Regions from separate parts of the Mus musculus genome. Here regions 1, 2, 4 and 5 are each linked to region 3. The links are chromatin loops, found by intact Hi-C in ENCODE. Cell type or tissue: left cerebral cortex. All regions are shown on one strand. Region 1 overlaps Frmd5 (FERM domain containing 5). Region 2 overlaps Frmd5 (FERM domain containing 5). Region 3 holds the start of Frmd5 (FERM domain containing 5). Region 4 overlaps Frmd5 (FERM domain containing 5). Region 5 overlaps Frmd5 (FERM domain containing 5).

Region 1 (5,000 bases), 96 kb after region 3:
ATCCTTCATCTCCAAGCCTGGGAATCCCTTCCGCCAAGTACTGATACTTATTTGTAAGCTTGCAAATTGAAATGAATGTGTTCCTGCTTCTCATCTCCTCTCTGCGTAAGATGACCTTCAGCTGCGCTTTTGGGAAATGATTTATATGTCTAGGTTAAAAAAAAAAACAACTTTGTGTTATATGTAGAAAGTGATTTAAGCTTTTTAAAGAACTCTATCTTACAGTGTTTCTTGGCATCTGAAACAATGTCGTCGTCAACAGACATAAAAGAACAATAGAAAGATAATTCTACAGAGCAGTACATAATTGCCTGTCAGTTATGGATAAAACCACCAGCATTACGACACTTTGTCCTTCCAGAGAGGAGGAATGCTTGTCACACATCTGACCTAGTGTAGTTCAGTGTGGGGGAAGTCACTCTGTAAAGTCTGTTCCTTCCACTTGATATTGCAGGCTTATTCTTCATTACTGGGGAGAGTAGAGGCGAAGGGGATCTGTTGCAGCTGTGAGCCTTGATCTTCCTGTCTGTCTGATGTGTGTTCTGTCTGTGGGAGGTGGTGAAGGAAGAGGACCTTTCTCTGCTTTATAGAGGAAATATGGTATGTTGGCTAGACTTTGTATTGCCGAGGAAAACAACTTAAAAGGAAGTCTTCTGTGTTTGAGCTCATGGTTTTAGAGGGTTCAGCTTTTTATGGGGATCAGTCTGGTGTGTTGGAGAAAAGCTCTGATCATTGTCAGCAGGAAGCAGACAGAGACTGCCCGGACGCTTGGGCTCTCTCCTTTCTCCCTTCATTCTGTCTGTCTCCTAGCACGGTGGGATAGTGCTGCTTGCAGTCTGAGATGGTATCCCCTGCTTGGTCTCCTCTCTGAAAACACTGTGGCAGACCAGAGGTCTGCCTTATCAACCACGCAGGTGCTTCTCAGGCCAGTCAAGCTTACCATCACACGGGAATGGAAAAACCATCTGTGTGGAACTGAACGGCTTTAAGAATAGCTGTGTTTGAGAATAGATTGTTAGAGTCTCCCCACAGTACCAAGAAAAATTTAAAAGCTCATGAGAAAAACTGATTTCCAAACAGTTTCAAAGCCTCTCGCCATTTCTTGGATCACAAAGGGCCTTAGGAGATCGGTGTTGACGTTTTGGGTTCACTCTCTGTCTGTTGTCTCAGAGCTGTCTCTGTAGCAGATGGACCTGCCTGCGACACAGCTGACCTGTTCACTTCCTCTGTTTCTGCTGTTAGAAACCTTCATTGGTGATATGGCAGCTCATGTCCGCCACAAAATGGTCAAAATTAACGGATTTTAAAATGGCCTTATAAGCCATTTATTTATGACCCTAACAATTGGACAGAATGTCAGTTTAGTGTTTCATGTGGTTAGAGGATATCAATCAGCTTCCGAGGTAATTTTTAAATACAGACCACTAATTCTTTTCATGAATGCTCTGAGTCTCTAAGCACATTCGATCATGAGATCTCCGTACATATGAAATGCGTGGTAAGTAAAGGAATGGATCTTGGTTCATTTTAGTGCACAAGGGAAGGGGAGTAGGTTTTATTGCTGACCTCTTTCTGGACAGCACACCATGGTTCTGGTTTTCTGTGATAGATAATCCAAGAATTACAGTATTTTTGTAGTGGAAGAGGTTGGTGTAAGTATGGGTGGCCAACAGTGAGCTCTGTAATAGCATATAAATGTCCCAAATTCATAGTTGAGAGGTTTAAGCAGTCTGGAAAGACACAAAATTAAAGGAGAGAAAATCCAGAGCATGCTGTTTAAAACTAATCAGTAGGAAATTATGTAAACTTAATTAACCAGAGCATCAAGGGAAGGGCTATGGAGTGTAATGAAATATTGTAGAAAGAAGGCTAGCTGAAGAGTTCTCAGGGGGTGGGGGCTGGGGGTGAGAGTAGGGTGTGGTGGGGTGTGGGGGTGGGGTGGTGTCCTCCTTGCTGCTTGACAGGCAGAACTCTGCAGCACGTGAAGAGAGAAGGAAGGGAGGACACTGCCTGCACTGTTTGGTAGACAGTGCTCCTGTAATGAAATGGAGACAGAGATACAGGCAGATGCACATCTCTGACCTTCCACCAGGAAAGAAGCCAATGAGATTAGCTGCTATTTAGAGAAACTGTGTACATTTCAAATGTAGGTGGGCCAGCTGGAGAGAGATGTGACAGATCTCTGTCTGTAGTCTCCCCTCCCCCAGCCTGAAACCTGCTTGCTCAGGGGTGGAGCTTCCCGCCCAATCGTTCTGCCACGCCCACTGCTGGAACGTGCTGCTTTTCTATTCGGAGCCATACACGTGCTACTAGATCCCAAGATTATTTGGCGGGAATCAGGTCCCTCCCCCTCCTTCATAACTGAGTGTCGGAAATAAAAAATTGAGCTTTGATCAGAATGCCTGTCTTAGCTGCACCATTTTCTCTCGTCGCCTAGTCCTTCTTCTCTTCCAGGTTTCCAAAATGCCTTTCCAGGCTAGAACCCAGGCTGTGATCTGCTGGCCGGACACAACATCTGTCTGAAACTTACATCCCGTTGTTTGGAACACCTGTTTTGTTTGTTTGTTTGTTTGTTTGTTTGTTTAAGGTTCTGTGTAGATGTGGATGGAACAATTATGTGAGAAGCAACCCATTCCCTTTCAGGAGTTTATAATCAATGGGAAGAGAGCCAAAAATATAAACAGTGGCCATATCAGGCAACAATTTAAATGATTCTTTTATGTCAAAGATTCCCAAAGGTCGATCTCCCATCCCAGAGTCTGTCTTGAATCCTGGTTCTGAACAGTGATCTACATCCTGGGCCTCTCCCATCACCTCTGAGCAAAGAAAGAAACCACACACACACACACTCACTCACACAGAGTGCTTCCTCAAAGCAAATGTGGAATTTTTACAGGTTTTATAAGGATATGAGAAATATATATATACATACACAACTCTATATACATACAGATAATTACAGAGAGAGCAAATTCCTTAAAATAAAGTATTGTCAATTTTGGAACACAAAGGATATATGTGTGAATCCTCCATTTAAAAATTTGGGTTTGGAAAGACATAATTTTCTAAATAAGTGGAACAACTTTTTAAGTAGCAACATTTTTTATTTAACCTTTTAAACAACAATGATTTCATTGTGTTGTATTCTTTTATGTGTGGCGATGTTTTGCCGTCATGTTTATGTGCACAGAACCCAGAAAAAGGGCATCAGATCCCCTGGGCTTGGAATTACAGATGTTTGTGAGCTACCATGTGGGTGCTGAGAATCAAACCCAGGTCCTTTGAAAAAGCAGCCAGTGGCCTTAACTGCTGAGTCACCTTCCCAACCCCAACAACAACAACCTCTGTAACAACAAGCTTTCATTCGGTAAGAATGTATACAGAAATCATGATAATGTTTAGATAAGTTCTCATTTTCATGACCTCAGGAAATGAAGCAGGTTACCTTCCCTAGTGATGTCTAATGATTAAGGTGTTTTTTTTTCTTTCTTCCTTTCTCTGTGTGTACTTGTTCACGTGTTTGTAGGTTCGTGCAGAAGTCGGATGTCTATGATGAGCGCCTTCCTTAATCAGTCTTCATCTTATCTTTTGAGGGAGGCTCTCTCACTGCACCTTGAGCTGGCAGCCGCTCTTAGACTGCATAGCCATCATGCCCACCCCTACCTCTCCTGTGCTGGGATTATAGGCTCACACTGCTGTGCTGGAGTTTTTAACGTGGTCTGAACCCGGGCCTCACGCCCACTCGGCACTTTGGTCTGACCCAGGGCCTCACGCCCACTCGGCAAGCACTTTAGTGACTGAGTCGTTTCTGAGCCTGATAACTATTTTATGATGAAAATTTAAACCCAAGAAACTAATGTATGCATACATCTATTGGAATTATCAATTTTATTTTGAATTTAGGCAGGCTGTATTTTTCCTTGTTTTCTTTCGGTCTTCAAGTAACTGATCTAATCCTGTATTTTGTAACACGTACAAGTTCTTTGCATGCATTCAGTAAGCAGCATGGTGTTTATCTAGGTTAATGAGCACTTTAAGCATATCTGTCCCTTCTGTTGGGTCTGAGCTTTTCTCTTCTGTTTGGGTCACAGTGTCCTCCTTTGGATTAAGCCTCACCAAGCACTTATCTCATTATTAAACAAGTTAGATCTCTGTAGAGATTGGTAGGGAAGTGTAGATCTGGTCAGTTTGCCTTTAAAAGTTAGTCACCAATAGACTGTACAATATTTGCTTAGAAAAGGCAACCATCTTGTCCACTTGACTCCCGTCCATATTCAGAACTCTCCAAGTTGTGAACGTGTTAACAGATGGTCGTACCTGACAGATGTAAGGAGGTTGCTTGTGGCGCCTTCTTCAGTTCGATGATCAATGTGGTAGTGAGCTCCCCTCTCCTTGGTCCTCTATGGCTACAATAACAGTAGGGAAAAGCTTTAAAATCCCTGGCAAATGGTTAATTTACCATATTACAGAGGTATGAACTCAGCACAAGAAACATAGAGGTTTGTTTTTTTTTTTTAAATAAAAGACATGTTTAAGTACATAACATTAAAAAAATTTTTTTGTTTGTTTTATCTTACTTTGTTTAATTTTTAAGACAGGGTCTTTTTAAAATAATATTTTCATTCTTTGTGAGTTTCATATATTCACACCATGTATTTTGGTCATGTTTACCCCTAACTCTTCCTGCCTTTATTTCCTCCCCAGTTTCATGTTGGTTTGTTTATTCAGTCCAATGTGTGGAGCATGGCCAAGCTGCCAGGGAGCAAGCCCCTGAAGAAACCCACTCTCCTCTCTGGCAACCCTCAGGAGCTGTCCACAGCTCCTCAGTCAGGGTTGGGGCGAATGAACCCCTTCTCGTCCCATGCTAGGATATTGACCAGATCCATCATGGGCAGGAAAACATGACTGCTGGGCGTGGTCATGCCCATGGTCACATGGCCTCTGGCTCGTACAGTCTTCCCACCCCTCTTCTGTGGTGGTCCCTGAGCCTTAGTGAGAAG
Region 2 (5,000 bases), 240 kb after region 3:
CAGAGCCAGAGCCCCCTCAGAACCAGAGCTCCTCAGAACCAGAGCCCCTCAGAGCCAGAGCCCCCTCAGAGCCGGAGCCCCTCTTAGCACAGGTCTGACATTCCTCCTGCCAGCAATCTCTTGGCAAGTTCCCCATTAGTTGCTTCTGAGAGTTCCCCGACTGTGCCTTGCCGTCCTCCCAGTATTCGGCCTGCCTCAGCTAAAGTGTACTTGGCTCTCCAAGAGAAGGAGAGGGACAGCCAGGAAGCTGTTGGAGACTCCTCTTTCCTTTTCTGAGCTACATTTGGGTGGGGCACCTTATGTGGCAAAAGCTGGTTTCTGAGTGGGTGAACAAGAGACGGTATTTGCATGAGCTCCCAGAGACCCCACTGCCGGAGACATGAACTTCCTGGGTGTGGCACTGAGCACAGCACTGGGAAATCAGCCTTAGAATGCAGTGCTGCAGTACTTGGTCCCTGGATTATAACCATTTCCATAGCGGCAGGCCTGCCTGATGAGCCCGCGGTGAACCCTAAATGTACTTAACCTATTCTGTGTGGACTGATGGTTAAATGCTGAACTTGGATGTAGTCTCAGTCAGCAACTTCTCTTGTGCCTACTAAACTCTTCAGGATGGGATCTGGGTATCTAAGCTGGCTCCCAGGGGTTCCTGTCATCTTGCCCAAGCCCACTGTGTGCTGCTGCCACGCAGAGCATAGCTCCCAAGCCTTCCTGAATGGCCGAGGAGCACACTACAGGTTTTCGCTCCTTTATTGCTGATTTACTTGTGGCCTCCGAGAACAGGGTCAGTTGTACTGTCTCTCTGCTTTGACTTAAATATCAGCCCAGAGTGTACAGCAGGAAAAGGAAGGCACTCGTCCCTCCCCATGCTCCTGCCTGCTTACCAGCCAAGGGTCAAGCTCAGGGTCTGCCTTGGCCTTTGAGCTGTGGGCTAATCTTGTTGTTTTCTCTTCCCTGCCTTTGAAAAGCGGAGATTGGGGATTATGACCCGGGAAAGCACCCTGAAGGCTACAGCTCCAAGTTCCAATTTTTCCCGAAACATTCAGAGAAACTGGAAAAGAAAATTGCTGAGATTCACAAGACCGAACTCAGGTACGTGACACTCGCTCGGGGCCCTGGCCACTGAGCACACAGCTCTGGGCCATGTCCTCTGCTCTCACACAGAGTGTTCACACAGAGTGGCACTCCCAGCAATGGTGATCCACTGTGAGCACAGCCTTCTCCTAGTGAGGCTAAACTCCTCACCAAGAGCAGTTTAGGCTAGGGCTTAAATATGACACTCCAGGCTACAGCCAAGTCATTTTGAATGTGCCCTGTCTTGTATCATCCGGGAAGCTAAGCATGCTCAGGCCTGGCTGTTGCCTGGATGGGAGATGGTAAATCCCTGACTTACGGCTAGGGCTTTGGCTTAGCGACTGTAGCTTCAGCACTCCCTGAGACTCCTGCACCAGAGGTGCAATGACTGTTCCTCAGCCTGGCTTTGCCTACCCAGATTATGCAGAACCATAAACAACATCAACGCAGCCTTTCACCCACGTGAAACAGGCTTTCTGTAGAGAGCGATCAACAGTAGAGTGTCTGAACTCTACATCATGCATGATGAGAGAGCACAGGTTTCCCAGACAGATAAACTACTTGAAGCAAAGGTATGCACACTGGAATGCCATCAACTAACAAGAAGCTGGGTCACCATTTTAATATATTACAATTTCATTTTCCTTTTAGGACTTTGGACCTACTACAACAATTAACAATAATCCAAAAAATGTATTAACCAACATATAAAAGATAGATTAGATTTAAACTACACTTAAGAATTTTGTTTCTTTTTCATTTTCTTTATTATTTTCTTAAATAAAGAATTAATAACACTTTAAAAAGAAGCAAAGTGGGCTGGTGAGATGGCTCAGTGGGTAAGAGCACCCGACCGCTCTTCCGAAGGTCCGAAGTTCAAATCCCAGCAACCACGTGGTGGCTCACAACCATCCATAATGAGATCCCTCTGACTCCCTCTTCTGGAGGGTCTGAAGACAGCTACAGTGTACTTACATGTAATAAATAAATCTTTAAAAAAAAAAAAAAAGAAGCAAAGTAGCGGGGCATGGTGGCACACGCCTTTAATCCCAGCACTTGGGAGGCAGAGGCAGGTGGATTTCTGAGTTCGAGGACAGCCTGGTCTACAAAGTGAGGTCCAGGACAGCCAGGGCTACACAGAGAAACCCTGTCTCAAAAAAAAAAAAAAAAAAAAAAAAAAAAAAAAAAAAGAAGAAGAAGAAGAAAAAAGTCACAAATTGTAGTCACAACCTGAATCTCTCACAGAAGAGTGATCTAGGAGGAAGTAAACCAAACCAATTCTATGTGTCTAAGGGAGAATTAGAAATAGGGCAGTGGATAAGAATGGGAATATATGTATTGCAAATTCTTAACCTGTAATAGGTTCTGAGAAAGGGCTGTGCTGGGGCAGGGTGGGGTGCTTCTTTCTCATAATACTTAACCTAAGCCAGAGCCGACCACACCATGACTTTGCCCGTGCCCCTCAAAGGTTTTTATGAACAAACATAATCCGAAGCCTCTTTAGCATTTGCAGACTGTCAGTGTCTGGTTGTGACCAGACCAGCTCAGTGCAGAGCCCAGCAGTCCATGCTGTCACTGTTAGGGAAATAGTGACCCCTTCTGGTAAACCTGGGGATGACACAGACCTGCTTGCGGGCTCCCATCAGGGATGCGTGCTGGCTGCCCAGAGAGAAGGATGTTAGGGGAGTGGGGGGGCATTTCTGCAAAAAGTTAGTTCATTGCAGGGGATTCCTCAAGAAACGATGCCTACTGTGAAGACCCTGGAGAGCGGAGCCAACTCCAGAGGCTAACTGATTCCAAGGGGTGAATTCCTTCAACATGGAGTGAAGATGTGCGTAGAAGACAGATGCCAAGCCATGCACCTGCCAAACACCTCACTGCACCTCAAGCCTGTTAGGAGATGTAGGGGGTCTACCTTCGCCCCGATACCTGCAGACACTGATTCTGCCTTGTTCTCATCCTGTGAAAATGCCCAAATTTTCTTCCTTTCTGTGACTTTGGCAGCTCCCATGGGCACAGGCTGTGGACTTGTTTCTTGATCTACTTTCCAGAAGTGGCACAGAGGCTGCCACGTCACAGCACCAAGGGACAGCTGCCTCTTCAAGGGAACACCTGAGGGAGCCTGGCCTGCTTCTCGCTTGGGTGGGCTCGCTTCCTGCTGTGCCATATGACTTTAGGCAAATGATATATTTAGTAATGAACAATTTCTGTTCCCGTCTGCCAGCCATCAGAGCTGATGACTTCACAAGCTGCCCTCCCCACTCAGTCTGCTTTTCCAGGACTCTGCATGCAGATGAGCCCAGAGCCACTGCCACCACTGACTCGGTGGCTTCATCTACATGTTCCAGGAGGCAGACAGGAGGAGAGCCATGCCAAGGCCTCTTCAGATAGCAAGGGCCGGCTTGTTTCCACTAATAGCATCACCCTGTGCATTGAGAGCCATAGGGTACAGAAGTGTGGCAGCATCTCCTACCACTTCTCCTGAGAGTCCCACATTCATGGGCCCTTCTGGCCAATAGATAGAGTTGAGTGGTACCCACAGAGTATACTGAACCCTTGGTATGCTGACCCATGTCACATCACAGATAGGAAAGCTGTGTGCAGTAGCCAACCTACAGACATGTTGCCCCTGCCTCTGCAGAACTGCAGATTATGAAATACCACAAAATTATTATCTCTGAAATCTCATCAGCTGAGTGCGGTGACAAATGCCTTTAATTGCAGCACTTAGGAGGGAGAGGCAGGGAGATATGGGAGTTCAAGACCAGCCTATTCGAAGTGAATTCCAGGCCAGCCAAGGACGTTGTGAGACCCTGTCTCAAAAAAACATTTTTTCCCATAACATCTGGCCAATGAAATGATGCAGTTTGTCAATCCACTCGATGCCAAGCATAACATCCTGAGTTCTATCCCCAAGCCCCAAGTTATCCTCCTCTCTCTCTCTCTCTCTCTCTCTCTCTCACACACACACACACACACACACAAGATAAGACACAGCTCACCACAGCTAGCCTTGCCCACCCTGCGTTTTCTTTTAGGGTTTTGGTGATGATGTTTGCTTGTTTATTTGTTTTGATTTCATTTTTTTAAAGCAGCATCTCATGTAGTTCAGGCTACCCTTAAACTCCTGACCTCCCCCCCTTCTCTACCTCCCAACTGTTGAGATTACAGATCCCACACACTAGCATGTCTACCTCAGTCTGTATTTCAGCAGACTGTAATCTTAGAGCAGTCCCTCCTGCCCCTTGCTCTTCACACTGAGCCCGTCCCACTCACTATGTAGCCTGTTTCACTTTGAGTTTTGTTTTTTAACTTTTAACTTTCATTTGTGCATGTGGGTATTTTGACTGTGTGGGTGTCTGCTTACGGTGTGTGCTCAGAACACTCTGAGGCCAGAAGAAGGCTCAATCTAAACCAGTTTTGTTATACACAGGACATATTTAGGAAGCCTAAATATCCCTGGGACTGGTGTCATTGGAGGCTGTGCGCTGTCATGTGGGTGCTGGGGATCAAGGTCCTGCAGAATAGCAACCAGTGTTCCTGGCTGCCAGCCGCTGTCCCTCCAGCCCTTACTCTGAATTTTAACCTTAGACTTTGTTGTGCTAGGAAGCACTTGTGAACCTCAAAAGACCACCAAGGAGCCCCTCCCATGTAATAGCATTAGGGTCTTTTTATTATAAGCTCAGGTTTGGGCTCTCCTCCAGTGCAACCCTGACACAGCAGGACGGGTAGGGAAGGCAGGGCAGCCTCGAACCTTCAGCAGGGCAAGCTTTCATAGGGAATGGGCATAAGTGAGGTGTTCAGCCTGGCAAGCATCTAACTGAATGTTGCAAGCCGACAGGTGGGGGCTCTGAAGCAAGACCACAAACCATCACAAATGGCCTGAGAGTACATCTGAAACAATCAGACTAATCTTTGATTAACTG
Region 3 (5,000 bases):
CTATAACCTAGAATGAAAATGAAAATAAACTTTTCCCCCTACATTGCTTTTGTCCGGAAGCCAGAAATGAAACGGGGATACCTGGAAGCCTCTTCACAATAGAGAAGGGAGCTAGCATCCTAATAACTTGGAAGGTGGGGGGTCTCAACCATTGTAATTTGCAATTTTGTTTTAAATATAGCTTCCTTATACTTGAAGACATGAAAGCACACCACTGTGATTCTCAAAGGCACAAGAAGCCTTGTGTTTTTGTTTTCTTGAGACAAGTTCTTAGCATAGGCTGGCCTGAACTCCACTTTGTAGCAGAAGGGTGACCTTTAACTTTGATTCTTTTGCCTCTGTGTCCTGAGTGCTGTGATCATAGCTGTACACCAACACACCCCATTCTATGTGGTTATGGAATAGGACTCAGAGTTTTATGTAAGTTGAGCAGGCCCTCTACCAACTGAACTCCATCTCCAGCCTTATATGGATCCTTTTAATGAACAATCCTTCTCTGTACTGGGCTCAATAAACTTGTGAAAAAATAAGCACAGTATTTTTTCAGTTCGACTTTCCAGTCTCCCCCGGACTCCTGCTCATATTTTAAAGGCATGCACTAGACTCTAGTATTTCATTGTTTTTCCACACTCTGCTCTGTATCCAGGAGCAAAGGACAGCTTGCAGATGCATCATATGCACAATGATGGGTGAATCTTAATCTAAGGAGATCTTTGACTAAGCTGGGATGCTACTTGAAACATTGCATAACAGCCACCATCTTGCCCTTCCTGACTGCGTCTACCATCTTACTTTGGAGACAGCATTCGGGGCATTCAGTTCCTCCTGGCTGCCTGGATTCATGGTGCTTTGCCTTTTTATCCCAACAGCTGCTTATTTGCATAACCTGTTAGAGGTACATCCCTATCAGTACACTAATGGGTTTCCTCTAGCTTCTTGGATATTTTTCCTTCCTCTTTTAGATTTTATAACAAATAGTAACTTTGCCTTCGACAAAAGTGCTTCCTGCTTGAAAATTTCCATCTCTCCCAGTTACACAACAAGGCTGGACTTAATCGACTCTCCTTTCGACGCAGTAACGCTTATGCTCCTCTATGAGACCTTCCTGAAGCTCCTAGTTTCTTCATGGATCTTTCTGGAGTTGTAGATGGGATAGCATACCTATCATTCCATTTATCAGTTCATCATTTATAGAATGCCTGCCTCTGTATTCCAGGTCCCAGCTACTGTCCAGGTTGTGAAACAGACAGAGCATTTGACTGCTTGGTTTTAGCCTCATAACTATTTTAGGAGTGCATTGAAAAGAGGAACATCTTCCCATGGCTACTAAATGCAGCAAGGGAGCAGTCCGCAATACTAAGGTGATATGGGGTGGTAGTGGTATTGAAATTCAAAGATATTAGCAAAACACACTGTTAAAGTCAAACACCTCTAATTCAAACACTGAAGAACTTGAAGGGGATCCATTTTGAGGTTATCTGAGCTACATAATAAAACTGTCTCAAAAATGCAAAAGTATGGGATGTAGCTCAATATTAGAGCTACTACCAATCCTTAGCAAATGCAAAGTCTTGGATTTGATTCAGGCAAACATGTAGACAAAATCATTTTAAAATTAAAATAGGATTCAGGCATAGAGGTGCATGACTTTAACCCCAGCACTCAGTGGGGGTGGGATGGTGGCAGAGGCAAGTGGATCACTGTGAGTTGGAGGCCAGCCTGCTCTACATAGTGAGTTTGAGTACAGCCAGAGCTACACAGTGAGCTCCTGTCTTGAGCCCCCCTGGCCCCCCCCAAAACGGTTAGAATTCTTTCTAGTCTACTATAGGGGGTTTTAATAGTTATGTGTTATGCTGATATAGTAAGAGCATACATGTAATGAGAAATTAATAATTCATTATTTTAAACGAATATATTTCTCACAGTACTAATGTTTTGGATTGACATTGTTTCAATGTTGGATCTTGTCACCTGCTAGGAAAGAGCTCTACCACTGGGTTACACCCCTATTCCAACCTAACTCCTATTTAACATTTCCTTTCAGTGAAATCTTTGAAGGTAGAGAGAGCCAGTGGGATAGCTTGTCAGGCAAGTCTGGCCATCCGTTTAATCACTGAAACCACATAAAGGTGGGAGGATGGAACTGATTCCACAAAGTTGTCCTCTGACCTTCACACTCGTACGTGGTACCTAAGTGTTCATATTCCATGCACAGGCACACATTGGTATTATTAATAATAAAATCTTTGAAGGTGGCTGTCTCTTAGCGAAGTTGTGGAAAGGAACTTTTAAGTCTGCCGATGGGGAGGACACAAAGGAAAGGAGGCATTTCCCCCCCCCCCCCGGTTCTTTGTGCAATACAGCTCCTGACCATTGTGCTTTGTTGCAGACGTCTGAAGATGTAATAATTCTTTCTAAAAGTACAAGGAAAGGTCCACCAGTTCCTGTTCCCTGCCCAGCTAAGGAGCACACCTCAGCCTTCTTTTGTCTTCTGAAAATAAAAGAAGGGTTAGAGCGTAGGGTTTTCTAAGCGCTAAACGCGGGCGCTTACAAGCTTCTGTGGTTGCACCAGAGTAAATAGCTATTGTAAAACAGATGTTCACTAAAATAAGGGTGCTCGAGGCACAGGGGCCCATGGAGCTGACTTAGGGCAGCGCACAGGTGGGGAGAGCCGCCAGGTCGGGAATGTGGGTGACTGTTTTCTGCAGGTGCCGCCTCCTCGCTTTGGCTTCCAAGAGAGCAAGAACCGGGTGTTGCAGGGTGCAAGTCTTGACTCCTGAAACAGCTCAAATGTTATTCCAGGTTGTAGACACCGATCTCGTGAAGTGTCCACACATGGCCCGGTCCAGGACAAACAGCATCCATACCAACCACCGCCCGCGAAGGGAGCGAGCCAGGGCTTGGGGCGCTAGGGGGCTGGCCCGACTGGGCTCACTACTGCTGTTTTGCGATGATTGCTTCCTCCGCCCGCTCATCATCCCCATTCCTTATTCTGATTGGATCTTCCTCCTGCTAATCGGTTCCGCCGCGCTGACCTCCATTGGCCCCCTACCTAGGCCCCGCCCCATGAGCTGGGCACGGGCAGTGGGGCGCCCGGGAGAGAACCCAGCTTGCTTGGGGTTTGGGGGAGGCGGTGGTGGCTCTGTAGAAGGAAGAAGAGTGGGGCGGGAGGAAGCAGCGGTGGCGATCCGGTCAGGGTGATGGTGCAGGTGCTAAGGGCCGGCGCGGAGCTGCCGCGCTGAGGGGCGACGGGTCCGGAGTCCGCAGCGCCGCCGCGTCGCTCCCGAGGACGGGCGAGCGGGCGGGAAGATGCTGAGCAGGTTGATGAGCGGCAGCAGCAGGAGTCTGGAGCGCGAGTACAGCTGCACCGTGCGGCTGCTGGACGACAGCGAGTACACCTGCACCATCCAGGTCAGCGCCGCGCCGCCCGCCCGCCCGCCCGCCGGCTCGCGGGATCCGGCTCCCCAGACTCGGCCAAGTTGGCGGGGTCCGCCGCCCGGGGTCGCTCCAGCTCTAACCCCGGCGCGGCGCTTTGTCCGCCCCGCAGCCGCACCGCCCGGCGCGCGGCATCCCAGCCCGAGCTCAGCCGGGCACTGGTACCACGCGCCGCGCGCCCCTGCGGGGTGAGTCGCGTCCCGCACCTGCAACTCCTGCTCTGCGCCTTCTCGGGCGGGGGACCCCGGGTCTCGGCTTCTTCAGCCAGCGGATAGGCAGCACCTTGGGCGGGCATCCTGAGCTAGGCGTGTAGGGCGGGAGACGCCTGCCCGGGCCGCCCCGTCGAGGGGTGCGGGCTGAGGCTCCCCCGGCCCCGCCAGGCCCGCCAGCCAGCCTTTATCTCCCTGGTTGGAAGGATAAAGGTTTATGTCATAATTTCTCCTGAGCGTTTGTGAGTCAGACGGAACGCGCAGCCCATGCAGAGTGGCCTATTGAAGGCGCCCAGCCCTCTGTGCTTTGAGGCTCTAGCTCCCTTCCTTGTCTTTTGACCCCCAAATCTCAGCGTGTTGGTTATTTCTGGGGGTGGGGGGCGTGAGGCAAAGATTTAGCAACAAGTCACAGAGATTTGGAGGTTAGCAGTGGCTGGAAGGAGTCGGGGACTTAGGGAAAAGCCAACAATGCAATAATGCCACACAGCATTTCTTTCAGAACCTGGTTTTTACAACCCCTTGCTTGTGTTCCTTCACTACTGCTGTGTGGCGCGTCAGGAGTCTAATATGGTTTTCCCCAGGAATGCAGTCTGTCCTTTGTAAAGTCAGAGGTTGAAAACACTGACCATGCTCACAGATTTAGTTCTTCAACCAGAGGACCCTGCGCTCACCGCCAAAAACTGCTCTTTGTGGAGAAGAAAATTTGAGTTGGACCCAGAAGGGTCTCACCTGATCCCTTTCCTTTCCTGCAAGAACCTGGAGGAGGCTTCTAAGCACAGATGTGTGTGTGTGTGTGGGGGGGAGCCTGCCTAGATTTAACCCTCAGGGTGCCCCCATCTATCTTCTGTCTGTCTGTCTGTCTGTCTGTCTGTCTGTCTATCATCTATCTATCGTCTTGCTAATAGATCACAATACCATTAAAAAGAGAGAGAGAGAGACTTGTGAGAAAGACCCTGGGTAGAGAGTAGATGCTTAATGCTGACTGTGCTCAGTTCAACCTCTTCCCCAGAAACCTGCCCCCCCGCCCCGCTTCCCCTCTCACCCCCCCCCCCCCGCCCCTCACCCCAAGCCCTGAGCTTAAGTGCTGATTGCTGCCAAAGATCCAGGAGAGTAGAGATTCAGCACAGACTCCTTTTGAAGTCTACTTAATATAGATTAAATGCCCATAAAAATGCGAGCCATGAAATGAAAGGGTTTTTGTAGTTAACCGTGATGGAGAGATGGTATGTATTATTTCCCAACTCCATAGTGGCTTGCTACTTTTTGTTTCTATGGTGTCATTGTTTCTATGTACACCCCCCCCCCCGTTTTGTTTTAATGGAGGAGGAGAAAGCATGGAATTGACACCTTCTCAGT
Region 4 (5,000 bases), 220 kb after region 3:
TGTTGCTCTCAGCAGCCAGAGAGCATGTTGAATCCCCAGGAGTTGGAGTTACAGGCGGTTGTGAGCTTCCTGACCAGGGTGTTTGGAACTGAACCTGGGTCCTCTCCAAGAGCAACAAGCACTCGTAAACACTGAGCCATCCCTCCAGCCCCAAAGCTACCTTCTTTTCATATTTAAGGTCTTTCCTGGCTTTTTGCTTCCTCCAGGAAGTCTCCCTCAAGGTTGCCATATATCCCTCTATGGCCCACTATGTCCTTTAATACCTACCCAACATAGCACTTCCTGCACTGTGCTGACAGCCTTTGTCCCCACAGAAGTTTAAGTTCCAAGAGGGGACAGACAGACAGACTGTACCTCATCTGTCATTGTCTACCATGGAGCCAGTGCAGGGCCTGGAAAGCAGTTGACACTCAGTAAGCATTTGTTGAAGGGATGAGTTGACGGTTTGTGGTGCCTTGATGCTCACCTTCATCTTCCCAGCCTGCAGACACCTGCATTTCTGCAGGTGATTCATCATCCCTCTGCTGACTGTGAGGATGTGCTGTTTGGCATCCCTAGGAAGTGGGAAAATATGCAGACACGTGCAGGCTGCGCGCTCCTGCTCACTTACCACCCGTGCTCCAGTCTCCACAAACATCATCATAAATCCTAGAGTGCTTCACAAATCCTGTAGGGCCTCCTTTCCTAGGTCCAAGATTACCCCCACAGTCCCAGACAGGGCTGTCTCTGCCTTCATGGTGGGTCTCGGCCACTAAGAAGCCACAGCAGCATCTCAGCACTACCCAGAATGACAGATGCTGAGGGAGAGTGGATACGCCCTTCACCGTGCCACAGTCAGATGCTGTTCATCTTTTGATTGTCTGAGCCACTTTGTCCTCTGGATCCTGTTTAGGGTTATGTACTAAAGACGTGAATTTTAGAAAAGACTCTTATGATACCTACCATGCCCTTTTCCTCTGACTAGCCTAGTCCCCACACTTCATGTATTTATCTTGCCTCTCCCAGCCTGGCAGAGCTGTGAACAGCATCATGGAGACTTATCCTCAAAGTCTGCCCCTTGCTCTGCCCTGTTGGCATGCTGCCCTTAGCTCTAGACCTTAACATGTAATCACTAAGTGCCCAGAGAGCAAGAACCAAACTGTCTTCACTACAGTATGTGCCCATTCTCCAGGAAGTGGTGGGAGTTTGGGGTATTGGCTTTTCTTTTGCCCCTAGTGTTTGTTTGGACTAAGTGCTCTCTCTTGGGGAGTGGGGTATATATACCAAGATCTCTTCATCTCCCCCAGAGCTGGTGGTATAAAAAGGCAAGGGACAAATGTGTCCTGTTGATCGCTTTCTCAGTTAGGGTAGGATGTGCTTGAAGAGAAAAGGATGACTGTGGAGTTGATCCAGATTAAAGAAGGGTAAACAAGAGAAGACTGGGAAAGAAGAGACATGCCCCTTTAGAGAGAGTCTGCTGTAAGCTAAGCTGACAGTCTACATCTACCAGGCTGATGTAGACTGAGCACCAAGTAGTACCTGGTGCTGAATCAAGAGCTCAACATGTGCTCCATCAAGCAACCTTTAAGGCCAATGATTAGACTCCAAATGAATAGATTAAGACAGGTTGTCCAACCAGGGTAAGTAGCAAGGCCAGTCTGGAGCCCAGGACTGTCTGGTTCCGTGATTTCTGAGGTATCAGGCTGAAATCACAAAGTAGCCCAAGTGGGGGTGATTCTGAGCCTCAGAAAAGGAGCATGGAGCACTGAGGCCTGAGAGTCATGGGAGGTCTTAGACGATCTATGATGAGGACGTATTCTAAATCCACTAATTCATAGCAGAGATACAGGAAGTGAGCTCCTCAATCCCAGAGGCGTGAGGAAAGCCTCCTGCCTTGGCTCCAAGGTGGTCCCAAAGCTCACATTGATCTTCATCATTGCTTGCTCACTGGGTGTCTTGGGGCTCCTGTCTCTCCACCCTTCTCTCCTGGAGGAGTTGCCTCCTGCTGTGCCCTCTGTTTCCAGCTCCGCCTGAGCCTCTGTCCTCTCCACGACCTTTTTGCACCCTTTCAAGCCTCAAAGCATGAAGATTATTGCATTTTGACCTGTCTCCCCCTGAGTCTTGCCTCTTTTCCTGATCCTGCCTCATGGTCTCAGTTTGCTATTAATTCTGGGATTCGGTCTCCAAGATGCGTCACCACATTGCTGGAACAGTCTCATGGTTTTTCCACTGGGTCTCTAAAGTCCCTCAGAGGAGCTGTGATGACAGCTGTCCAAGCCTTCCTGGTGTTCTCCTGCTTCTGTCCTTCCTGAGTTCTCAGCACAGTCCAAACAAAAGCTGTCTCTTGCTACTGCCAGGGGGAGGGGCCTCCTAGTAACTGAGCTCATGAGCCCTCTGGCGATCATGGCTCAGGCAGCTCCTTTATTATTTCTATCTTATTTCTCTTACCTGTCAGTCTAAAGGTCTGTGTGCTATGTCCCCAGTACTTGCTGTGTTCTTCTCGCTATGCAGTCCTAGAATGCTTTGAACCAGACAGGCCTCCTGCACCTGCCCAGGCAAAGCTGCAGCTACAGTCGCCTCTGTGCAATTGCACCTCTTACTTCTGCTTCCCTGCGAAGCAGAGCTGCGGTGGGCCGTGTAATGTGAGAAGGGCCTCTTAGCCACGCTGAGTGGCTGTAATAAGTTGCCAGCCTCGTGGGAGCTCGGATCAGAGGAAGCAAGAGAGCAGAATGTCAGCCCAGATTATCCACATGGAGCCGACAGTCCTGGCTCTTAGTGGGTCCATTAACTACATGACCCACAGCCCAGCCCAGAAGGTGAGAGCTGGGAACCAAGGGAGGCCAGGATGCTGTCTGCATGGCCTTGGCTGCTTTCCTGCTGAAGAAAGTCTCTGCCAAGACAGTTACAGTAAGAAGAAGTAGCCAGGAAAGAGGGCACTCTGAAACCTAGCCCTTTGCCCATTCCACAACTCGTGTTGCCCCACATGCGGAGCCCTAGTATGGTAAACAAGTCAGTTGCTGTCCTCTGGAAACTTACAGCCAGCATCTTTAAGCGACTTCCAAGAAATCAAACCCCAAAATAATAGCAGTTTTAGCTCTCTGCCAGTTGACAAGTTGCTTGCCTAATCTAAGAGCGTCAGGCATCAGTAATGAATGTTATCAAGAACCCACAGAGATGTGGGAAACTGATCTACAGTCATCTGGAGCTAGAGAGATGGCCCAGCTGGTAATAGCACTTTCTTGCTCTTCCAGAGGACCCAAGTTTGGTTCTTAGCACCCACATGGGGCAGCTCACAACCACCATTAACTCTAGCTTTGGGGTTTCTGACACCCTCTTTTGACCTACACACACACACACACACACACACACACACACACACACACACATACAAATATCTTTTTTTTTCCCCCGAGATAGGGTTTCTCTGTGTAGCCCTGGCTGTCCTGGAACTCAACGCTGTACAAATATCTTTTTAAAAGAGAGAGGTTAGAATGGTCTCATTGCTGCCTTCCCTCAAATTTAAGTGCTGTAGAGGAAAATGAAAAATGTAGTTTGACTATATTTTAGCTATAAAAACCCATGGGGAGGTGGGCTGGAGAGATGGCTCAGCACTTAGGAGTACTGACTACTCTTCGAGAAGACCTAGGTTCAATTCCCAGCACCCACACAGGCCTTCACCACTGTCTGTAACTCTAGTTCCAAAGGAACTGACACCTTTACACTGACATACATGCAATACACATGAAATAAAAAAAAATGTGGGACAGGATATTATCCTGCACATTAGTTACAGGCAATTATCCCAAGAAATTAAGACTTTAACCATCCTTGTCACATGCCAAGAAATCCTGAGTAACACAAGCATTGGCTACATATGTTACTCAGACAAAAATGAAAATATATACTAGCCTTCTCTACCTCCCCTCCATTCTGAAATCTCATCAGTACTTTTTAGAGTTGCCACCAACACCCTCCACCCCACTCCTTTGCCAGAGGAAGCTGGCATTTAACACTGTGCACAGCAGACATTAAGTCCAGCAGCTCCACCCTCAAGCCAAGCATGCTATCCATGCATGCATCATTATCTCTGCCCATGGGCCTGCCAGGGCAGCCCTCAAAGCTTTAGAACCCTAGTTTGGGAGGGGTCTCCCAGAAGCCTGAGAGTGGCACCTGAAGCTAGGGTAATTTTCCCCTTCACAGCTGGTCCATCACGGGTACTTAGTTCAGAGCATGGCTTCCCTCTCTAAACATCTATGGATAAGCTTCTAGGAAGATTGCCTTCTGTCCCACCATTTCAATAGGATAAAACAGGTTGCGGGTGACACCGCTTCTCACCGGGGTTGTCTTGTCTTGTGCTCTCTGTTTCAGCATTGGTTGGAGTTTACAAAGTCAGTGGTGAAGCAGCTGAGATGTAAGTATTCAAAAGAAGCTAAGGCTTACCCTTAATGGGAGGATGGGAGGAACCCCCAAGGGTAGGAAGGTGTGGTCGGCATGTGTAACTTCCTACTGTTCGAGGGCACCCACAAAAGGGTTTTAAGTTATCTTATGTGTGTGGGTGTTTAGCCTACATGAATGTGTGTCTGTACACCATGTGTAGGCCTGGTACCTCTGGAGGCTAGAAGAGTCCCTGGTCCATCAGATCCCCTGGACTTAGAGTTGTAAATGGCCACAAGCAACCATGTGGGTACTGGGAATTGAACCTGGGTCCTCAGCCTGCGATCCTGATGCTGAGCCTTCTGTGTAGCCTCACAAAGGGACTTTTTCCCTTATGGTCCGGGGGCCTGTGCATGCCAGAAGGAGGGGTTCCCAGTTATCTTGAGAGGGTCTCTCCTAACAGACACCTCTTCCTCTGCAGCCCAGCCTCCGTTCACCATGTGCTTCCGCGTGAAGTTTTACCCTGCCGACCCCGCTGCCCTGAAAGAGGAAATAACCAGGTGAGGCTCCACATGCAGTCCCCACGCCTCGGCTCTTGGGCAGGGTGGGAGCCTTGGATCTGGAGGTACCCAGTTTTCTTTGGAGGA
Region 5 (5,000 bases), 78 kb after region 3:
TGAGGCTAGCATCCTAGCATCCGCATCATTGTTTTGTCTCACAGACACCTGCTTTCATCTGCTTTCTTTTTCATTCTTGTTAGGCCTTCCAGGGAGTAAAGAGTAATGCCTGGGTTTCTGCTCACTCAGGCACCATAGCTGACAGCAAGGAGTACAACCTGCTTCTTTGTTCTGGGGCTTGTTTAAGAGACCACCAAAGGAGTCAGTGAAACTTGAGGTGAACTGTTGTCTCCCTCTGGCTAGTGGGGTAGATGGTAGATGGATTGGGAAATCTTCTAAACTGTGTTTCCAATGCTGTTGGTTGTGGTTTCATTCTTAAAGGAGCCATAGCTGTAACTACCTTTCCATTAATTACACATTGCATTCCTAAAAAATTAGGAGGACCCAACTGTAATTTGCAAACACATAGTATAGGTCACCCAAGAATGGGTGTGTCTTCTCCTGGGATCACTCTGTGTCCGGTTGCCACCCTGGGAACAAATGGGTTTCTTTCCACTGTTTACAATGACAGTTGAAAAGAAGCAGGCACACCAGTTCTCGACATCAGTCTAGTTCCATCTTCACCAAGGTTTCAAGTCATCTAAGAGGCCTGGAATCCGGAGACACTCCAGGGAATTAGTGAGAAGAAATACATAGTAAGTAGGTTAGCTAATGAGGTTATGATATTACTTTTTTTTTACATTGTTTAAGGTATTCCATTATGTCCTTTGGGGGAAAACAGTGTACGGTAATACTTTAACTGGTTCGGGTTGGATTGCCTACAGCCTCCACAGCTTTCTTCACGCTCCCTTTTAGGGATTCTACAGAAGTGTGTTGGCCCACTTTGGTGGCCTCTCCCTCTTGGCATACAAAGCTGGACTCAAGTATTTCTAGCCAAAGGAGCTAGTTCTCTTGACCAGGACCCTTTTTTTTAAAAAAATATTTTATTTATTTACATGCCAAATGTTGCCCCCTCTCCTGGTCTCCCCTCCCAGAGTTCCCCATGCCATCCCCCTCCCCTCCCAGGCATCCCCTTCTCTGGGATATCAAGACTCTACAGGACTAGGCACATCCTCTCCCTCTGGGGCCAGACAAAGAAGTCATTCCTCTGCTACATGTGCGCTGGGGGCCTTGGGCCAGCTTGTGTATGCTCTTTGGTTGGTGACTTAGTCTCTGGGAACTTCCAGGGGTCCAGGTTAGTTGACTCTGTTGTTGACCAGGACATTGAATGTTTAAAACAGGATGCAGTGAATGTGAAGTCTTTCCAAACAGCAACTTCTTTCAAGGGGTGGGGGAAAAGGACTCTTAGGCTCAGAAGGCAGGCTGTTGGTATTTCTCTCTGAAGAGGAGACGCCATGGTCTCATACTGTCTCATTGATGATCGTAGCTTTTCTGTTGTTCTATGACAGTTTATGGCACTATGGGTGTGGCTCAGTAGTAGAGCCATGTTTTTGTGTGTTCAAAGCCTGGGTTCAACCCCACCCCCCGAGGACTGGGGAGGTGAGGGGAGTGAGAGAGAGAAAATTTTAAAAGTTTTGATTCACTATGATACCGCTAATTTTAATAAGGAGGCCATGATCTTCGTTCCGAGGATCAGCTTGTGAGCAGCACCATCTTACGTGTGTTGTTCTAGGAAGAAGTACACTGTGCTCATTCAGCGTGTGCGTCTTCACTAATGACGGCCATGCAATGTGGGTGGCTTGATGGGCCCTAATTGCTTCTAGTACACGGATTCCATTTGCTGCTAGGTGACTGTAGGTGATTTGGGTGCAATATTATGATGGAGGCGTTACCGGATATCATCCAGATGAGCAGGCTTCAGCTCAGTGAGTGCGATGTAAACCTTTCCTCGCTGCTCTCCATCTTTCATAGAAAAAACTTATGAATATGCTATAACTCTGTTCCTGCGCTGGGTAGGCTCAGAATCCAGAGTATTTTTTCAGAATGTTCGCTAAATGGTCTAAGTCAGGGAGAAAGGGGAGAGGGACAAATAGTCTTCTTAAACTCAGACAAGTTTTTTTGTTTTGTTTTGGCTCGGTTTGCCTTTTCAAGACAGGGTTTCTCTGTGTGGCCTTCACTGTCCTTGAACTCACCCTGTAGACCAGGCTGGCCTCAAACTCAGAGATCTGCCTGCTTCTGCCTCCCAAGCACTGGGATTAAAGGCATCCGCCACCACCCAGCAATGAGATTATTTTTTTTTAAGATTTATTTATTTATTTATTTATTTATTTATTTATTTATTATATGTAAGTACACTGTAGCTGTCCTCAAACACACCAGAAGAGGGCATCAGATCTTATTACGGGTGGTTGTGAGCCACCATGTGGTTGCTGGGATTTGAACTTCTGACCTTCGGAAGAGCAGTCGGGTGCTCTTACCCATTGAGCCATCTCACCAGCCCGAGATTATTTTTAAGACATTGTGAAACCCAGTGAATCCAGTATCATTGAGATAGATCTTCAATCTCAGAGACAGTCTTACAGCCACGTCTGTAGGAGGCCTAAAACTGTCCTAGGCTGGCTTCTGGAAGGTAGTTGGCATTAGACAATAAAAGATAATGCTTTTGTACCTTGGATACTGCTGCATCTTGGCAACAAGCAGTCTCTGTCTCCCTTGAGGGAGTCAGGATGCCAAGCTAGCTTTGAGGAAAGGAGAATAGAATATTGGTGCAAGGTAAAATCGGGACCAAGAATCCCAAATTTGCATTCTCCCATTCTCCAGAAAGGGACAACAGCAATCTTTGTGTATTTTTGTATGTTCCCTTTTAACAGTGTCTGCTTTCTCCTTGTGATGGGATAGGAGTTCTATGTGACAAAGAGATTACTTTGGACCCCCACGAGAGGTCCTGGTGGGTGGTCTCACTACTGGAAATGGAGTCCACAGTCATCAGTGTCATCTGGGAGCTTGTTAGGACCTCAGGCCGAGGCCTCTCCAAGAACTACTGAATCCACGTCTGCATTTTAATGAGACCCCAAGGTGTTCTTACGCATGTTAAATTTTGAGCGTGCCTGGCTTAGGCATCATGGCTATGCATTTTCTGGTCGTAAGTACATTAATTTCCCTGTGTTTCTGTTTGTTTGTTTATTTTCGGTGCAAACCCAGAGCCTTGCTCATACAATGCAGTCTCTGAGTTGCATTGCAACCCTCTCGACATCATTAAAATGGCTGTGCATTTGCCAGACTTTGCCAGCATTATGACATGCTGGTGTGAAGAGGAGTTGGCATGTGGGGGTGTAGCAACCATCAACATCAGGATAAATGGTTCCTGGTGGTGTTTTCCTTAGTCTGGGAGCTGGAGGACAGTGTGGGCTTAGTCTTGCTCTGCTGCTGTCTTGATGAATAATACTTCACTGTTCACATTTGCAAGGCAAGCATCTTTACTGTAAATAGGAAATATTGAGCCTAGAAAACGTCTGTAGGTGCTAGAAAAAGGTGGCTCTAATTATGCCTAATATGCACAGCTATATTTTTTTAGGTAGAATTTTGTTTTGCTTCTCAGGCTGGTCACTCCTGGGCTCAAGTGATCCTCAGTTTCAAACGTAGCAGAGACAACAGGCATACCCGCCCCACCCTGCCCAGTGATGGATCTAACTATTCTATTCCATGATACTTAAAAGAAGTGAATGAGGGTAAAAAACAGACCGTAGAGTGTAGAGTCTTTGAGACTTAGCTGGGACAGGGTCCCTGGGAGGTATCTGAAGTGTTGAATGACTACTGGTGAGGAAGTTGTCCAACTCGGAAGGATAATGATAATCAAGGATATCTCCTAATTGCTTTTCTGCTTATATCTCCTTTTGTATGGAAAAGGGTTTCTGTTTAATAAAGAGTTTGGGCTTTGGAAGCACTGTTTCTTTTTCTTCTTCTTTTTCTTTTTCTTTTTCTTTTTCGTTTTCGTTTTTCTTTTCCTACCTCCTCCTCCTCCTCTTCCTCCTCCTCCTCTTCTTCTTCTTCTTCTTCTTCTTCTTCTTCTTCTTCTTCTTCTTCTTCTTCTTCTTCTTCTTCTTCTTCTTCTTCTTCTTCTTCTTCTTCTTCTTCTTCTTCTTCTTTTTTTTTTTTGTCACTATGAACTTTGGGAAGTATGTCATTTCTTTTCTATTTTAAGAATCTGGCTCCGGCTGATGCCCACCCCACAGGGTCAGGCCATGTCTGCTGCTGTACAGGTCCCCTTTCCTGTGCTTTTAGAAGATGATATTATTCTACATTAGGATGCAGTTCACACGTCAGTTGAAGGCCTTCCTTTAGCCCTTGGAGCACAAGGATGTACCGAGTTTGCCATTATTGTGTACCAGTTTTTGAAAAGTCAAATTCATGTATAAAACAGTTTGTCAGGCTGGTGTGTTGGAGGAAAACAAGAACAAGTGAAATCATTTGTTTGGGAGGAATATTTTGGCATGGATTCTCTGAAGTTGGGTAAACATAATTTTTCCATGTCCCCATCTGGGCACACAGTAGCAGTCCTTCTGCCCACAGAAGGAGTTTGCACACATTAGTCGAGTTACCAGTCTGAATGTCTAGGCATAGATAGATGGTTACCATGTGTGCGGATTGTATGTGTGTATACATCATTATATATTATCTCTGTGTATAGAGTTGAAGGCACAGCCCCCCCCTCAGAGATGCTGTTTTTGTTAGAGCCTCCTTGTATCTTTTTTGGTGGCCTCTTCTACTTACTTCTAGTACAGATTTCATTCCCTACCTGACCTGGACACCCAGACTCCTGTCATTCACGTCTCCTCTGTGTAAATCTTATGAGCCAAACTGTTCTTTATGTAGCAAAAGCAAAGTCCTGCTGACAGCCTGTGTTTGTTTGTTTGTTGTTGCCTATTACAGTTCCTATCAGGTGGGGGCGGTTGTTCTTTCTGCCCTTCGCCGTTTGCTTTATGACGTATATTGATGTAACTATCAGATGTATTGGTTTGTTTATTTCAGAGAACAAAGTTGGGTTTATCAAACTCCGCTGACTCTCACTGAGAGAATCGCATTCTGCATGCACCATGAGTTAACTACTAGCATCATAATTT

What was found. A loop is a pair of places that touch in the nucleus more often than their neighbours do. Peaks named below come from ENCODE experiments on the same cell type or tissue, not always from the same donor. Only the 100,000 strongest peaks of a DNase experiment are listed, where the experiment ranks them.
Region 1: it touches region 3 in a loop (2.0-fold over the local background); 2 of 42 quality-filtered maps call a loop at or near these places.
Region 2: a loop joins it to region 3, with 2.3 times the contacts of the local background. A loop is called at or near these places in 7 of 42 quality-filtered maps.
Region 4: it touches region 3 in a loop (2.2-fold over the local background); 6 of 42 quality-filtered maps call a loop at or near these places.
Region 5: it touches region 3 in a loop (1.9-fold over the local background); 2 of 42 quality-filtered maps call a loop at or near these places.

Annotation. Positions count from the first base shown.
Region 1 is chr2:121,709,172-121,714,171 of GRCm38, reverse strand. All of the region lies in intron 1 of Frmd5 (FERM domain containing 5), which reads left to right. Among named protein-coding and RNA genes, the nearest start is that of Frmd5, 95 kb to the left of the region's middle. In left cerebral cortex, a CTCF peak has its summit at 2,099; a DNase peak (open chromatin) is centred at 2,175.
Region 2 is chr2:121,569,637-121,574,636 of GRCm38, reverse strand. Frmd5 (FERM domain containing 5) reads left to right here. Exons shown (of 14, transcript NM_001360084.1): 6 at 969-1,092. Among named protein-coding and RNA genes, the nearest start is that of Wdr76, 65 kb to the right of the region's middle. In left cerebral cortex, a CTCF peak has its summit at 2,666 (motif pointing left); DNase peaks (open chromatin) are centred at 2,667 and 3,247; H3K27ac peaks cover 254 bases.
Region 3 is chr2:121,805,141-121,810,140 of GRCm38, reverse strand. Frmd5 (FERM domain containing 5) reads left to right here and starts at 3,084. Exons shown (of 14, transcript NM_001360084.1): 1 at 3,084-3,411. The coding sequence starts at 3,310. In left cerebral cortex, CTCF peaks have their summits at 2,895 and 3,549; DNase peaks (open chromatin) are centred at 3,016, 3,865, 4,151 and 4,333; H3K4me3 peaks cover 2,848 bases; H3K27ac peaks cover 2,230 bases.
Region 4 is chr2:121,585,819-121,590,818 of GRCm38, reverse strand. It overlaps Frmd5 (FERM domain containing 5), which reads left to right. Exons shown (of 14, transcript NM_001360084.1): 3 at 4,348-4,390; 4 at 4,835-4,913. Among named protein-coding and RNA genes, the nearest start is that of Wdr76, 82 kb to the right of the region's middle. In left cerebral cortex, a CTCF peak has its summit at 2,373; DNase peaks (open chromatin) are centred at 631 and 2,381.
Region 5 is chr2:121,727,299-121,732,298 of GRCm38, reverse strand. All of the region lies in intron 1 of Frmd5 (FERM domain containing 5), which reads left to right. Among named protein-coding and RNA genes, the nearest start is that of Frmd5, 77 kb to the left of the region's middle. In left cerebral cortex, a CTCF peak has its summit at 2,290 (motif pointing right); a DNase peak (open chromatin) is centred at 3,215.